Linked DNA regions of Homo sapiens: region 2 is linked to region 1. The links are chromatin loops, found by intact Hi-C in ENCODE. Cell type or tissue: pancreas. All regions are shown on one strand.

What was found. Peaks named below come from ENCODE experiments on the same cell type or tissue, not always from the same donor. Only the 100,000 strongest peaks of a DNase experiment are listed, where the experiment ranks them.
Region 2: it touches region 1 in a loop (2.5-fold over the local background); 6 of 110 quality-filtered maps call a loop at or near these places.

The regions. Positions count from the first base shown.
Region 1 is chr5:172,917,248-172,925,247 of GRCh38, reverse strand. It overlaps ERGIC1 (endoplasmic reticulum-golgi intermediate compartment 1), which reads right to left. Exons shown (of 10, transcript NM_001031711.3): 6 at 1,139-1,243. Among named protein-coding and RNA genes, the nearest start is that of MIR10523, 6.2 kb to the right of the region's middle. RefSeq lists enhancers at 4,388-5,032, 6,361-6,862. In pancreas, no CTCF peak of the experiment used is centred here; a DNase peak (open chromatin) is centred at 4,527.
Region 2 is chr5:172,490,062-172,498,061 of GRCh38, reverse strand. The region is part of intron 1 of LOC105377727 (a long non-coding RNA gene); the gene reads right to left. It also overlaps LOC107984004. Among named protein-coding and RNA genes, the nearest start is that of SH3PXD2B, 40 kb to the right of the region's middle. In pancreas, no CTCF peak of the experiment used is centred here; no DNase peak of the experiment used is centred here.

The DNA of each region.
Region 1 (8,000 bases):
TTTCTTTTTTTGGGAGGAGTCTTACTCTTTCTCCCAGGCTGGAGTGCAGTGGCATGATACCAGCTCACTGCAATCTCCACCTCCCAGGTTCAAGTGATTCTCCTGCCTCAGCCTCCTGAGTAGCTGGGATCACAGGTGCCTGCCACCACGCCCGGCTAATTTTTGTATTTTTAGTAGAGACAGAGTTTCACCATGTTGGCAAGGCTGGTCTCAAACTTCTGACCTCAAGCAGTTCGCCCGCTTCAGCCTCCCAAAGTGCTGGGATTACAGGAGTGAGCCACCGCACCTGGCCTGTACCATTATTTGATCAACATCTGTCTTCCCCCCTAGACTGGAAGCTCCAGGTGGGCAGGGACCATGTTTGTCCTCACCAAGGTATGCAAGGCCTGGACACGGTAGGTACTTTGTAAATATTTGTTGACTAGATGGATGGACAGAAAATGAATGGATGGATGGGCCCTAAGCTAAGTTCTGTACATTTTTTTAAAAAAATCAGATTTCCACCCCACTAATGACTAAACTTGGGACTGTAGTTTCTGTGTCCTTCTGTTTTGCCCCTGCACGTGGCAATGCGAGACCGCTGCTCCTCTCCCCTCCACCTGCCTCGGTCTGGGCCCTTCCCTCACCTCCCTGCCTATAGTCTTGCCTCCTGGGTCCATCTTCCTCATTGCAGATGGGTGCTCTGAGTCACCAACCAGACCTTCAGTCTCCACCTTCCTCAGTCTACCACGGGTCTCTCGCACCCCACACACCCCACCTGCCGGCTCCCATTTCAGGCAAGTGCTCTGGGCCCTCTCAGCTGCCAAGCGAGCCCTTGTGCCCTGGACCATCTCGGCACAGAACATGCCGTGTCACATACGCTTACTGATCCATTTTTCTGAAAGTAACCTTGAGGGTCTTTCACATGAAAACCACCAGCTGGGCGCTCTAGGAGAGGGGTGATGTTTGAGACGCCCCCTGCCTAGGACCCATTTCCCTGTTCTGTTCCTGGTGAAACCCTTCTTACCCTTCCAGGCTTGGCTTAGATGTCACCTTAACGGTAACTCTTCCTAGTGCCCAGAGAGGGCAGAGGGCACTGGGTGACAGAGCCCCTGAAGGCCCACCCCCGGCCATGCCATCTCGAGTGTCCCCTGCTCACCTGTAGCGTGTCCCCAAAGGAGAGCTTGTGGATGACATGCGTCATGTCTGGGTTCTGTGGCTGGGCTGTGGCACTGTGTGTGGACACGTGGAAGTTGCCGGGGACCTGGGGGAGAAATGTGAGTTTCAGGAGTTTGGTTGACTTCTCCAGGGGGCGGAACATTGGGGCCTCACCCTGTGTGATCCAGGGAGGACACTGGAATCAGGCAGATCTGGGTTTGGATCCTGCTTGTATCATTTTCAACTGTGCAAAGGAGTCACCCCATCTCTCTGGGCCTCAGGCTCCTCATCTGCAGAATGGGGGCACTACCATAGCTTCCGAGGGGGCTGCCAGGACTATCTGGTGAGAGGGTGCATGTGAAGTGCCCATCTGGGCGACGGGCACAAAGCCAGGACTCATGGCAGCTGCTCCCCCTCCAGCTCTGTGGATTCTGGGCGGCTGACCCCACAGTCAGCTGGGGGATGACCTTTGAGCTTGCAGACTAATGGGGATTCCTCAGACTCCAAACCCCTATCATTTCCTACCCAAGTTTGCCCCAGTGCCCTAGACGGGGGATCCCTGATGGACAGACTGTGGTAGCCTCATCTCTTCCCTGGGTCTCAAGCCCTCGCAGAGCCAAGCCAGCAAGAGGTGCTGGATGAGTATTTACAGAACAAAGGATGCTGGTGACAACCATGTGGCAGGAGCCACTGCAGCTTCTCCTTGTTTCAGCACGAAGTCCCTCCTCCTCCCCCTCCTCCCCCTCCTCCTCCCAGATGCTTAGACTAGAACCCTTAGTATGATCCTGGAACCCTCCTCCTCCTCCCAGATGCTCAGACTAGAACCCTTGGTATGATCCTGGAACCCTCCTCCCTCCTCCCAGATGCTCAGACTAGAACCCTTGGTATGATCCTGGAACCCTCCTCCTCCTCCTCCTCCCAGATGCTCAGACTAGAACCCTTGGTATGATCCTGGAACCCTCCTCCTCCTCCTCCTCCCAGATGCTCAGACTAGAACCCTTGGTATGATCCTGGAACCCTCCTCCTCCTCCTCCTCCTAGATGCTCAGACTAGAACCCTTGGTATGATCCTGGAACCCCCCTTTCTCACTCCCGACGTCCCATCCATCAGCTGAAACCCTGTTAGCTCCACCTTCCAAACACACCTGGCGCCTGACCTCTTCTCTGCTGCCCTGGTCCAAGGTCGTCTCTTCATGGACAACAATGGCAGGCTCCTCCCTGGGCTCCCAGCTTCCATGTTCCCCACAGCCTGGGCCTTTTCCCAATAATGACTGTTAAGATCTTTTTAAACCCTACATCAGATCTCATCACTCCTCTGCCCAGAACCCTCCACGGCTTCTATTCTCTCAGAGTCCAGGTCCATGTCCTCGTGGTGGCCCACAGGCCACATCTGGCCGCTGGCCAAGCATCGTGTCCCCACCGCTTGGCCTCCTGCTGCTGTGTCCTCTGCTGCTTCCTGTCTGGTCTCCTGCCGTGCCGGGAACAGCATCCAGTGTGGCCCCATTTTAGGCCTTTGTGCCTGCACCCCTTCCTGGGACCCTCTTCCACATGGCCCTCCCTCGGACCCTCAGGGCCCAACAGAGAGGCCCTCCACGTCCACCTGTGCAAAAGAGCACCCTGGCCCCCATTCCCCATCCCCTTACCTGCTACAGCCTCTGGGATCACCTGCCATCTCATACCCATCCTGTTCTCGTCTGCCTCCTCCCATTAGCATGTCCACGCCCTGCTGTGCTCCCCAGACTCCGACACATAGCAGGTGCTCAATAGACACTTTTTGAATGAATGAATGACTAAACAAACAACACTGAATCCTTTGACTTTGTCATCTGATAATTCCCATTTTACAGAAAAGAAAATGGAGGCTCAGAGCAGTGAAGAAACTTGCTAAGGTCACATGTCGAGAGCTGCAGTCTCAGCTCACGTCTGTTGGACGCACTGCTCCCTCCTCTGATGCCTGGATGCCATCTACCTCCGCAGCCTGGGCTGATGGCCACATGGCGCCAGTCCTTCAGGAGATGCCGGAACTGGGGAGATGAGCAGACAAGAATCTGGCCTTGGCCAAGCCCCTGTGACACAGACTTGGAACAGACAATGAGACTCTGTGGGATCCACCCTGGCCCAGAGGAATTTGCAGACCATGGGGGTTACAGGGAAGGCCCCCGGCTCAATTGAGGGTGCAGGCTGTATTCAGGGAGGGCTTCCCAGGGGGAAGGACATCCTGTGTTAAGGCTCTGAAGATGAGTCTGCATTACTCAGGAAGAGAGCGAAAGGCATCTGGGCAGAGGGAACAGCATGAACAGGTGCAGAGGACAGAAACTTCCCAGCATGTGGGCTGTCTAAGGAACTAAGAGTCTGGTATTATTGAACTCCAAATGAGACGGAGGTGGCGGTGCTGGCAGCAGCAGGAAACAAAGAGGCACAAGGGAGGAGTTGGGGCTGTTTATCAAAGGTCCCCAGATGCCACACTGAAAAACTCGGGGGTTACCTTATTCCAGCCCAATGAAGAAGACTGTGCGAGCTGTGTCCGAGGAGGGAATATAGCTTATCGTGCAGCAGCCCATCAAAGTCTGATTTTGTAAGCATGTCTGTTTCAAACACAAAGTTGGGGACTTCCTGCAGGAATATTCCTACTTCAGCAGGGCCCGAGCTTGTGGCTGACAGGGGAGGCATCAAGCTGACAGCCTGTAGCCTCGGCCTCAGCAAACTCGCAGTGGAGCGAGCTGCAGGCTACAGTGGAGAAGGGACACTTGCTGGGTCAGGAGTGGAGCAGAAACAAAGGCGTGGCAAGATCTCCCTCGAGGGACAGCATCGCCTGCTTCAGGGACCCAATAACCCATAGTAGAGCGGTTGCTCTGAGTTCTACACTTGGCCCCAAGCCCAGCCCCACTTCCTAGCTGGGGAGCCTTAGGCGAGGTCAGTAACCACTCCATGCCTCAGTTTCTCCATCAGCGAAATGGGCGTAAAGCCAGAAGATTACTGGGAGGATTCATTGAGGTGATGCATACAAAGCAGCCCGCAGCTGGCCTCAGATCGGGTTTGTAGGGTGAACATGTTTGTCATCGGAGCCAACCAAGAAGGGCCCTCCCGGAAGAGGGAACACTCACAGGCAGGGCGTGAGGAAAAGCCCACTGTGGGTTTTAACATTTATGCCTCATTTTCACCGATAAAAATAATGCCTGGGTACATTTTCATGATAAAACAGTCATGAGACACAGTCAGACTAAAGACCCTGTTGCTGACCACCCCTGGGAGTAAGAAACCCACAGCCATAAGGCGTGTGTCCTCCCAGAGGTTTTCTACGCAGTGACACAGGGCCTTCCGCAGATCGGGCCATGGCAGAGTTCAGAACTGGGATTGGGGCCTGGGCCGCGTGCTCCGGGAGTGAAGTGAGTCAAGAAGGCTGTCCCCTCAGCACCTGCCACCCCTGCCGGGCCGTGCGAGGCTGTGACTCAGGAACCCACTCCCCCTCCACACCAAATCCATCACAGGTGGCTGACTCATGCCAGCACATGCTGGGCTGAAGAAAGAAACAGCAACGCTTTTAGAGCCTGTGACTTAGGAACCTACGTCAGTGTCTCTGATGGATTTTAAAAACATATAGCTGGAGCCAGGCCCCATACCCCTCACCCCATCCTGTCCTCCTCCTGCGGGGCTGGCTGATGAAACGAGGTCACCGTGGGGTCTCTGGTGAGGCTGCCGCTGCTGCTCAAAACACGCAAACTCTGACATCTGGCTGCTGGTCAACTTCCTGGGGGTCGGATAAGGAGGCCATGGGACAAGTCTCAGCCTGATGCTGGGAGAGAGGTGCGGGGGCTGGCTGCTGACCTTGCCATCACAGCACATGGACCCTGGTGGCTTCTTTGAGCACCTCTTGATGGGCGGTTCCTCAAAGGGAAAGTGGCTGGGCTGGGGTGGGGGACGGTCTCTACTCCCTCCAGGAGTATGGGGCAGAGGGTGCCCTAGGCTGTGACCTGGGGCACACAGACACAGCTGGTCATGACATGTGTAACCAAGATGTTGGGAGAAGCAGCCACAGGCAGTGAGCTCAGAGGGCCAGGGCCCTGGTGCTAGGCTGCCTGTGTTAAAATCCTGGCTGCGTGACCTTGACCAGGTCACTTAACCTCCTGTGCCTCAGTTTCCTCCAGGCTACTGTGAGGACTAAAGGAGCTAATATGTGGAAAGGGCTGGGTAAGAACCTAGTACGTGGCAGCCATAACGCGGGTCTAAGAAAGGCTGGTGTGAGCCTTTCAAAGACTCCCTGGCACTCCCCTGACCAGAGAAGGCCCATTTCTTGGACGCCCTCCATGTGCCTTCCACAGGCGCACTTGTAAGGTGGGTGCCAGCTGATGAGGTCATGGAAACTTTGCACTGACGGGAGATGAGGCAGGCCAGGATGCTTGTCCAGTCTCTACTGCAGAGTTTGTTCATGTTTCACAGCCTGTGAGGTATTATTATCCCCATTCTACAGATGAGGAACCTGAGGCTCAGAGAAGCTAAACTGCCCAGAGTCATTCAACCAGTGACCATGGTAGCCGGGATCCTTGACCACAGGTCTGTCTGACCCCAAAGGACAAGTTCACCCAGAGCTGGCTGGGGGCTCCAGCACAGCCCATTCTAAGGGGAGCAGACTGCAGTCTTGGGCGTGTTTGCCAAGAGGTGGGAGGGCTTGGTGGCAGGGCTGTCTCGTGGGTTGTCACTCCAGGTGCTTGAATAAGCACGATCCCTTCTTGGTCACCATCTGGGGTACATATATTTTTTCAGCCCAGGTGGTTGCATCTCCCCGGGGGCGGGGGGCCCACAGTGAGGAGGTGTGCGTGTACGTCTGTTCATCTGTGCATCTTCATCTTCAGTCTTCAGACAGGGCTTCCTTTGTAACCTCAGGGGTCTCCTCCTTCATTCTCCACCACAGCACCCCGTCATTCTCTTCACGGCTGCTTTATCAAAATCACATATTTCCTGTTTACCTGAGCACTGGCTGTCCCCCCGTTATAGAACATGGGCCACCAACGGCGGGGAGCATGGCTGTTTCTCTCCCATTGCAGCCCAGCGCCAAGCACAGAGCCAGGCGTGAGGTGGATGCTCAATAGCACGAAAGCCTGAGTGGAGTGGTCAAAGGGAGAGGCCAAGTCAAGGAGGAGGCACAGGCAGCAGCCGCAGCGTGATGAGGGGCGTGGTGGGGAGTGAATGTGGGTGGGCAGGGAAGGGGAGGGAGGACTTCCCCTGAGGGACCCACATCAGCTGAGGCCTGTGGGTGAGTAGTGGTTCCCCAAGAGGATGAGGTGGGGACAGAGGGAGGGTATGGAGGCCCAGCAGAGGTCCCCCACCAACCCCCCACCTGCCTGCCGGCACTGTGAACCTCTCCAAGGCCTTAAACCCCCAACTGTGGCCTGCGTCTGGCTCCCATTGCTTCGTAAGGACGTGGCTCCTGCAGCGGCCCCTTCTCTCCTCATCATCAGCGTTTTCTGGAGCACTCTCTGCAGCACTTAGATCACTGTCCATTCCAAGCCTGCCTTCCTGAGCCTGGTAGCGCCAGCCCTGCTCTTTGATATCTATACATATGTTCTTTTCCAGGCTGCAGGTTCCGCCCAGCCTTTGCTTCCTCCTTCCTGTTCGACTGCCCCTTCTTGCACCTTTTGTTACCCCCGCATCTCCCCACCTCGAAGTGACTGGGCGGGGCGCCAGAACTCAGTCCTCAAACTGCAATTCTCTCCAGACCTTAGGTTCTTAAGGCTTTTGGTGCCACGGATGATCCTTTGCCAGTCTAATGATACCTACGTTTTAAATGCTTAAAATGTTTTAATGCGTAAAATGCATAGGATTACAAAGTAAAGAGATATTTAAATAGTAATTAAAATATTTAAAAATCCACATTTGAATATGCTGCTTTACTGATGCATCAAATAAGATGACCTAGTGGTGGGTCTAATAATTACTGTAATTTTTATTGACTGATTGATTAAGGGTTTCACTCTGTCACCCAGGCTGGAGTGTGGTGGTGCGATCTCAGCTCACTGAAGCCTCTACCTCCCTGGGCTCAGAAGACCCTCCCACCTCGGCCTCCCGAGTAGCTGTGACTACAAGCATAGGCTTGGTTAACTTTTGTATTTTTTTGTAGGTACAGGGTTTTGACATGTTGACCAGGCTGGTCTTGAACTCCTCAAGTGATCCACCCACTTTGGCCTCCCAAAGTGCTGGGATTACAGGTGTGAGCCACTGCACCTGGCCAATCACCGTAATTTTAAAACAGTGGTGCATATAAACAGTCTCTGGAAATTATCTGCAACAACTGTAACGTGCTATAAATACCGGCAATTTCTGTTGTTGAGGAGGTCCCAGGCACTGCTAATACTACTGTGGTTTGTGGCCTACATTCATCGCAGATGGAAATGCTAAACTTTAGATCGAGTTTAGCAAAAATAAAGATGTCAATTTTTCCCCCATCCAACTTCATAGATCTCTTGCATTCAATCCGCTCTTCTTGGGGGTGTCTGTGGACCCCAGGTTTAGAACACGGATCTACAGCCTCTCCGTAGGTAATCTTGCTTAAACCAATGCTCCTCAAACTTCAGTGGCATCAGAATCTCTGAGGGGCGCTTGTTCTAGCACAGAGTCGGTGGGTCTTAGGGGGGCCTGAGAATCTGCATTCCTAACAATCTCCCAGGTGATGCTGATGCTGCTGGCCTGGAGGCTTAAGGAGCCCCCACTCTGAGGACCCATGACTTCCAACATCATCTATTCACTAATGACTCCCACCTCAACATCTGTGGTCCAGAACCCTCTCCTGAACTCTCCACACCTCCAACTTCCAATTTCACCTCTCCCTGTAGACACCTAATGGGAACCCCAAAGGAAACCAGAGTGGAA
Region 2 (8,000 bases), 430 kb after region 1:
CAAGCACTCACTATGTGCTAGGCACGACACTGAATAGGCCTCACAGGAATTGCTGATTTTCACCCCTGCTCTCATAGGAGGTAGGTGCTATTAGCATCCCTGTCGGGTCATTGCAAAGCCACGCAAAGCTAGAAGTGGTGGGCTGAGATTCAAGTCCACACCACTGGCTCCAGAGATGAGGGGGGTGACAGGGGGCTGGGGGTGAACATGGGGATGCTGGGATGGCTGGGCAGGGTTTAGATTGCTTTGTTGAATTTCAGGCAATGGGAACAACCGAGGTAGAGGGGTCAGTAGCACTTGGAGACGCGAATGCTGGAGACACAAATTCAGACCCACCATCAGCAGCAGAAGTTGGCCATGCTCTCAGCAATGCTCACCCAGCACGTACCAGCCTAAATCCTCCCCAAATCCCTGCAGAAGGGGTATAATCATTTTCATTCCAAGATGAAGAGACTGAGGCTCTCACCCAAGCCACCCCTGGCTATAAAGGAGGCTGGGAATACAGAGGGCCCCAGGCTGTCTGCATCACCACCCTGAGTAGAATCAGGGTTCTGTAGGCAAGGATGACTTGGGAAATGGGTATCGGGTTGGAAATTGACAGCATCTGCTCCATGGAGGCTCAGAGAGGTCAGATATTAGCCCAAGTGACACAGCTGATACATTTCTACCGGGGTTTAAACTCTGTCCAATGTTGTCTGTGCACCCCTTCCCCGGACTCAGCTGCCTTCCAGGAACTGATCTGCTCAGCATTGCACTAAAGCCAACCATTCACTCACGCATCCCGGCTCTTTCATTCCTTCACCCCCAGCACTGCCTGCCAGCACTGGGCTCCGGCCATCTGCCCTTGATTCTATGAGCACTTCCTGCCATGGGCTGTCCTGCTACAACGGCTCTAAAGCTCCCTTGGCCACAGTCCATGCATGCCCAAAACTCTGATTCCTGTTTTTATCTGTCATTCTTTCCAGGTTCTCTGTTCTCCAACCCTTCCTCCCCCACCCCTTCTTTCCCTAGAGGCTTCCTCAGCCCCAAAGACCACAGAGAATGAATGACATCATCTGAGCTCAGACCTCGCTGGGCCCAATTATCAGGCTATAAGTGGAAGCGCCCTACATTTTCCCACAGGAAAGTGCCCTCCCACACTCCCGACTTGCTGCTCCTGGGGACCTTGGCAGAGTCCACAGGCTCTGGCCTGAAGAAAACCGAGCCCCTTCCCCATGGGCACACTGTTCAGGTCTCTTTTCTATCCACTGGGCTTTGGAGACATTCTCAAGCTCCCAACCTGGGCATGAGGCAGCTTTCTGTAGAAGGGAGGCAGTACCATGGGATCATTAAATCAGCCGCGTGGAAGCCTTTTGGACCTACCTACACTGGCGTCCAGCTCCTCCTTTTTCCACCTCTGTGACCTTGGCCAAGTGGCTTCAGGGTTCTGGGATTCTATTGTCTCATTTTAAATTGGAGAAAATAACAGATATCATATCATTAAATCCTTTTAACAGTCCTCTGAGGTACACATATTATTCCCATCTTAAGATGAGTAACTGTATTAGTCTGTTCTCACGCTGCTAATAAAGACATACCCGAGAATGGGTAATTTATAAAGGAAAAAGGTTTAATTGACTCACGCTCCACATGGCTGGGGAGGCCTCACAATCATGGTGGAGGGCGAATGAGGAGCAGTCACATCTTACATGGTGGCAGGCAAGAGAGCATGTGCAGGGGAACTCCCCTTTATAAAACCATCTGATCTTATGAGACTTATTCAGTATCACTAGAACAACACAGGAAAGACCCACCCTCGTGATTCAATTACCCCTCATCAGGTCTCTCCCATGACACATAGGAATTATGGGAGCTACAGTTCAAAATGAGATTTGGATGGAGACACAGCCAAACCATATCACTAACCAAGGACAAAGAGTTAGACAACTGTACAAAGCCACAGTTTGTCAATGGTGGCACCAGGGCCTGGATTAGAACCCCTGATATCAGGAGATTTCTGAACTGCCGAGGAGTGTCTGGAAGCTCATTCACTGGTGAAGGTGGGAGGGTGAGGGGGGAAGGTTCTTAGCTTCCAGACTTGGCTTGGGGCAGAGGGCAAGTTACTTTCTTGGGGACTCAGCTTTTCCAGCTGTAAAATGGGGATGACAGTCCTTGCTTCAGAGCTGCCGTGAAGACCTCAGGAGGTAAGGCTTCCTGGATCTCCACCATTCCTGCATTGCAGGCCAGTTTTCAGCTCCCCTGTGTTATTCACTGATGACTTTTTCTTCTTTAAATAGACTAAGATTTATTATTCAAATATATGTATTGAAATGAAATTCCCTATCACTACCATAAAAAGAAGACCAGGCACATTCACTGTAAATAACAGGTAACCATGAAAATAAATACAGTGAAGCCAAAAGTCGGGCTTTCCAGCTGCAAAAGAGTGTTAAACGGGTGTTTAAAGACCTGATTTCACTGACCTGCTGACCTGACCTGCCCTGGGTCCCCTTCCCACCCCTTCCTGACTCCTGGTTGGTGCTCAGAAATGGAAATGTTAGCTCCCCTCTTCCACCCCAGTCCCTCCCAGAACAGGCTACTCACGGGAAGAAGCTGGCCTTCCTCCTCCAAAGGGCAGAGCAACCACAGCAACAAGCAACAACCTCCAATTACACTCAGATGCCATCCCTACCATCACTTACCGCCTTGAAAGAGGGCTGAGGTTTACTGCTGACCATAACTAAACGTGGCATGTGGCGTGGCAGACCATGGCACGTTGTCCCCAGCAACTGTCCTGAGCTTTCTGACACTGGAGCTAAATGGCTCTCATGGGTGCTGGGAACCTGCTGTGCTCTAAAACATCTTTGGCTCCCCACTGCCTGGAGGAACAAATCCACCTCAGCCCTCCAACTGTATCCTCATTGTCCTCGGGGTATATTCTCAAGACTCCTTCCCCTAAATCTGAACCTTCCCTTGACTATCTTGTAGGCTGAATGCCCTTAGGCGAAGCACTCAAACTCTCTGAGTCCCAGAGCTCCAGGAGGGCAAGATCCCCTATTTCATTGGCTCCTCCAGAGGCCCTAAGAAGAGAACGTCCCTAGGCAGCAGTGCCTTGCTTTCCATGGGGCTGTGATCCCTCTGGCAATGTTAGCACGTGGTTTTCCAGTCTGCACTGGCTTCCCCAGCTGGGCCCTCTCTGCTCACAGTGCTTGTCCTCTACTGCCTGTGACCTCCCTCATGCTTGGCTCTCAGCTTAGGGTCACCTCCTCCAGGAAGTCCTTCCTGACTTCAGACTGGCTCATGTCCCTGTTACTGCTCCAAAAACAAGTGTCCCCTTCAGAACACCACTTTGATTATCTAAACTGCAGTCCCTGCTCCTAAGCTCCATGTAGCCCAGAGCTATGTCACTTCTGTTGCTCCTCTGGCCCCAGCACCTCTTCCAGAGCCTGGCACAGGATCAGAGCCCAAAAATGGATCCTGTCATTAGAATGTTGGTACTCATCAGCCTGGGGGAAACAGGTGGTGTGTCCACCTCTCTATCTTACTCCTGTTGTCTGGATGGTGCATGTCCTTCTCCTTCTTTGTTTTTTTTTTTCCTTTGGTTTTTTTTTTTTTTTTGAGACAGAGTCTCACTCATGTCGCCCAGGATGGAGTGCAGTGGTGCGATTTCGGCTCACTGCAACCTCCGCCTCCCAGGTTCAACCAATTCTCCTGCCTCAGCCTCCCAAGTAACTGGGATTACAGGCACCCGCCGCCAGGCCCGGATAACTTTTGTATTTTTAGTAGATACCATTTTTAGTTTCGCCATGTTGGCCAGGCTGGTGTCAAACTCCTGATCTCAGGTGATCCACCCGCCTTGGCCTCCTAAAGTGCTGGGATTTCAGGCGTGAGCCACTGCACCCAGCCCTTCTCCTTTTTCTCTGCCAGTACACACCCCTATCCCATCTTGTCCCATTTACAAACCTTTTTTCTTTGGATCCTCACAGCCTCCCTGTGAGGCAGCAAAGCAGATTTCCATTGGATTTTAGACACAGAAACTGAGGTCCAAGGAGCAAACATGACTTGCCTGAGCTCCCAAATCTAAGAAGTGTCCAGACCTTGAAGCAAACTAGAACCCCTATTTTGAAACTCAGCCCTGAGTTCAGCTTTGAGCTCCTGGGCTCAAGTGATCCTCCCACCTCAGCCTCAGAGTAGCTGGGATTACAGACTTCAGCCACAATAGCAGCCTAACATCTAGTTCTAAATGGCTCCAACTTCATTCTCACTTTAAAGAATCCCCTTTTCCATTCTCACGGGTGCTCATCTAGTAAGGAGTCAAGAAGGTGCTAGAATGCAATTTCTCACCAGAGACTCCCTGGTCAGCAGGGCTCGTAGTTCCCTATTACAGGCTGATAGTGCTAATGGCTTCACAGGTTGTCCAAGGTTCCTGGAAGACCCAGAAGCCAGAAGAAGGGAAGGGGCGGGGGTATAGCTCAGGGGTAGAGCATCGGACTGCAGAAGAAGGGAAGCTGGAGACGCAAGCATCCATGGATAAAGCTGGAGACGCAAGCATCCGTGGATAAAGCTGGAGACGCAAGCATCCGTGGATAAAGCTGGAGACGCAAGCATCCGTGGATAAAGCTGGAGACGCAAGCATCCGTGGATAAAGCTGGAGACGCAAGCATCCGTGGATAAAGCTGGAGACGCAAGCATCTGTGGATAAAGCACACCACTGCCTCTTCAGGGAGGGGTTGAGAGGCTCGTGGTCTGGAGGGGGTCCCAGCTGCAGACATGTGAGAGTCCTCAAAGACCTGCCCTGGGCTAAGAGCATTGTCTCAACATCTGGCTCCGGTCTGCTCCGCTTCCAGCTGTGTGGACTTGAGTAAGCCTGGCCTGGCTGAGCCTCAGTTTTCTCATCTGTCATGTAGGATGACAGTATGTGTGCCTCCTCCCAGGGCTGTGGAGGGGCATACGGTAAACAAGATCATGTGCATATCTCTCAGGCCAGGCACAGGGCATCACACTGAAGGAATGACAGGAGGCCAGGCGCGATGGCTCATGCCTGTAATCCCAGCACTTTAGGAGGCCAAGGCAGGTGGATCACCTGAGGTCGGGTGTTTGAGACCATCCTGGCCAACAGGGTGAACCCCCATCTCTACTAAAAATACAAAAATTAGCTGGGCATGGTGGCGTGCACCTGTAATCCCTGCTACTGCTACTCGGGAGGCTGAGGCAGGAGAATCGCTTGAACCCAGGAGGTGGAGGTTGTTGCAGTGAGCTGAGATTGCACCACTGCACTCCAGTCTGGGCGATAGAGCGAAACTCAGTCTCAAAAAAATAAAAGAGAAAGAAATGACAGGGATGAGGCAGAGAGCGGTGGCAGCAGCTCTTCAGGTGTGTGAAGACAGACTTGTGGGCCCCTCACCCTTTCCTTCCACAGGCTGGGAGTCCTCGTTCCTCCAGTGGTTCTTCAGGAGGGAAGGAGACCAGGAAATCTGGAATGATCTGACCTGGAAGGGAAGGAGGCCATCTCGGGCACTCTGCGGCCTCAGCATCTCATATTCCTCCCAAAGTCTCTTTCCTTACTGTGGCCTCCAAGGGCCCCCACCTCTGGTCCCAAGCCCCAATCTAACCCCATCTCCTACCACTCTTCATGCCCTACACCAGACCAGCCTCCTTGCCGCACTTCGAACACACCAAGCAGCCTCCAGTCTCCGGGCCTTTGCACTTGCTGTGATCCTGCCTAGAATGTTCTTCCTGGACCTTTAAAGTTCAGTCCCTTGCTTCGTTTAGGCCTCAGCTCAAATGTCACCTCTTCAGAGAGGCCCTTCCTGGCCACCCCATCTAAACTAGCAGCCCGTCCCTGCTACGGGGGTTTTTCTGCCCACTGTCCCCAACCCCAGGCTGCACAGCAGTCAGGTAAGTTGACAGACCCCATTGCGGGGATGACCTGTGACAGGCCTAGCCACTTACAGTGCCCATGGCCCTGCATGCCATCTCGTCTCTTATCTTCTCTTTTCCCTCAGCCCATCCGTTAGCACTTATCCTTCCCTAAAATTATTTCATGCATCTATTTACATGCTTGTTAATTGTCTGTTACCTCAGAAATAAAATATAAGCCCCACAAGGGCAAAAGCTGTGCTTTGTTCACTGCGGTACCCACAGCACACAGAGCAGCAGTGGATGCCCAACAAATACTGACTCCCCTTCAGATGAGCACATGCCTTTCATTCATCCCTAGTTTGGCCATTTCATAGCAGTGAGACCTTGGAAAAGTCACTTCTCCCTGCCTCTCAGTGTTCTTATTCATACAGTGTGGCTAACCACCCCTTACGTGCAAGAGTGTCACCACTGCAGGACGCAGCTGTGGGAAGAAAGGCCCTGTGCTGTGTACAGCAGGTCCTGCTTGCCCCGCCTTCAGTGCAGATCCTCTAGGAACAGGTGACACGTGTCACCTCAACGCTTTTGCTTAGCTCGGGGAGGGAACCTGTATAGAAGGGCTTCTCACCATCACCCCACCCTGCTCCCCAGCTGGGCTTTTTGCACGGGTTCCTGCAGACCTCATGAATAACTGATGATGCGTGGGTCCCTTTCTGATCTTCTCATAGTCCCTAGGGAAGAAAAGAAGTCTCTGTCTTGTTTTGATCCCTTGACTTGGCCTCCCTGTCTGCAGGTGAGTCACCCTGTCTTCATCCTGCAGCTGCTCCCAGCAGATGACCCGAGGCCTCCCCTTGGAACCCCAGAAGCAGGGCCGGGAAAAGAGCCTCCCCAGAGTGTGGGTGGCCAGTAGGCAGCCGGGCCTCAGGAGCAGCATGCCCAAGCTGGCCTGGCATTCTAGAAGCAATTCCTGCTCACCTGCAGATGCCAGGCAGAATGCCCATTCCTTCCCAGGCACCCTCAGGCCCAGTCCTGAGACTAAGCCAGGAGCTACCTGAGGAAACACATGTGCCTAAGGATGGACCGTCTGTGCCCCTGTGGGGAGCCATGCACAGTTCCTGGGTACTGACCAGGGACAGCCACCGTGTTGGACGCTTCACATCTTGTCTCATTCCTTCCCCCAAGCCCCCTAGAGAAGCAGGGTGGTTGGTCTCATTACACACCTGAGGAGGCAACAGAGAGGTGAAGTAACTTGCCTAAAGTCACACAGCTGGCAAGTGGCAGATCTCTCTGGCTCCATATCAGCAGGGAGACATGCCACACATTTCGGGAGAGCTTCTGGGACTGCCCACTCTATCAGGCCAGGGCCTAGAGTCATGCTTGACTAGCGAGGGCCCAGCTAGTTCCTTGACAGCCCCCACCACCCACCCCAGGACACAGAAGAGACATTGCAGGAATGACCCCCGCCATGGCCCATACTTCACCCACCTCCACTTAGGAGCATTTATTTACCCCTGCCTCTTGCAATGAATCACACGCCTGGCTGATCACTCCCCTAAGCTGAGCACTCCCCTGGGAGTCAAAACCCCTGAATTCTGCCATCAGCTCTGGCCCCGAGCTGCTGTGTGACCTGGACAAGTCATAACTTTCCTGTTTCCTCGCTCATAAAATGATAGATTTTGATATTCTCTCTTGGGAAATCTAGGTTCTAAAAGCAACAATCCCCGTGGGGTGATTTTTATTTTTATCTTTTTTGTTGTTGTTTGTTGTTGAGATGGAGTCTTGCTCTCTTTGCCTAGGCTGGAGTGCAGTGGCACAATCTCGGCTCACTGCAACCTCCGCCTCCCGGGTTCAAGTGATTCTCCTGCCTCAGCCTCCCAAGTAGCTGGGATTACAGGCGCCGCCCTCATGCCCAGCTAATTTTTTTAATTTTAGTAGAGACGGGGTTTCACCATGTTGGCCAGGCTGGTCTCGAACTCCTGATCTCAAGTGATCCGCCTGCCTCGGCCTCCTAAAGTGCTTGGAATACAGCCATGAGCCACCACACCCGGCCACCACAGGGTGATATTTAAAGCACTGGGGTAGTTGCACCTCTCCCCCCAGGTCAGGTAGCCCGACTGTGGGGTGCGTGTGGACGCAGGAGCCTCCATCCTCACCTATGATCC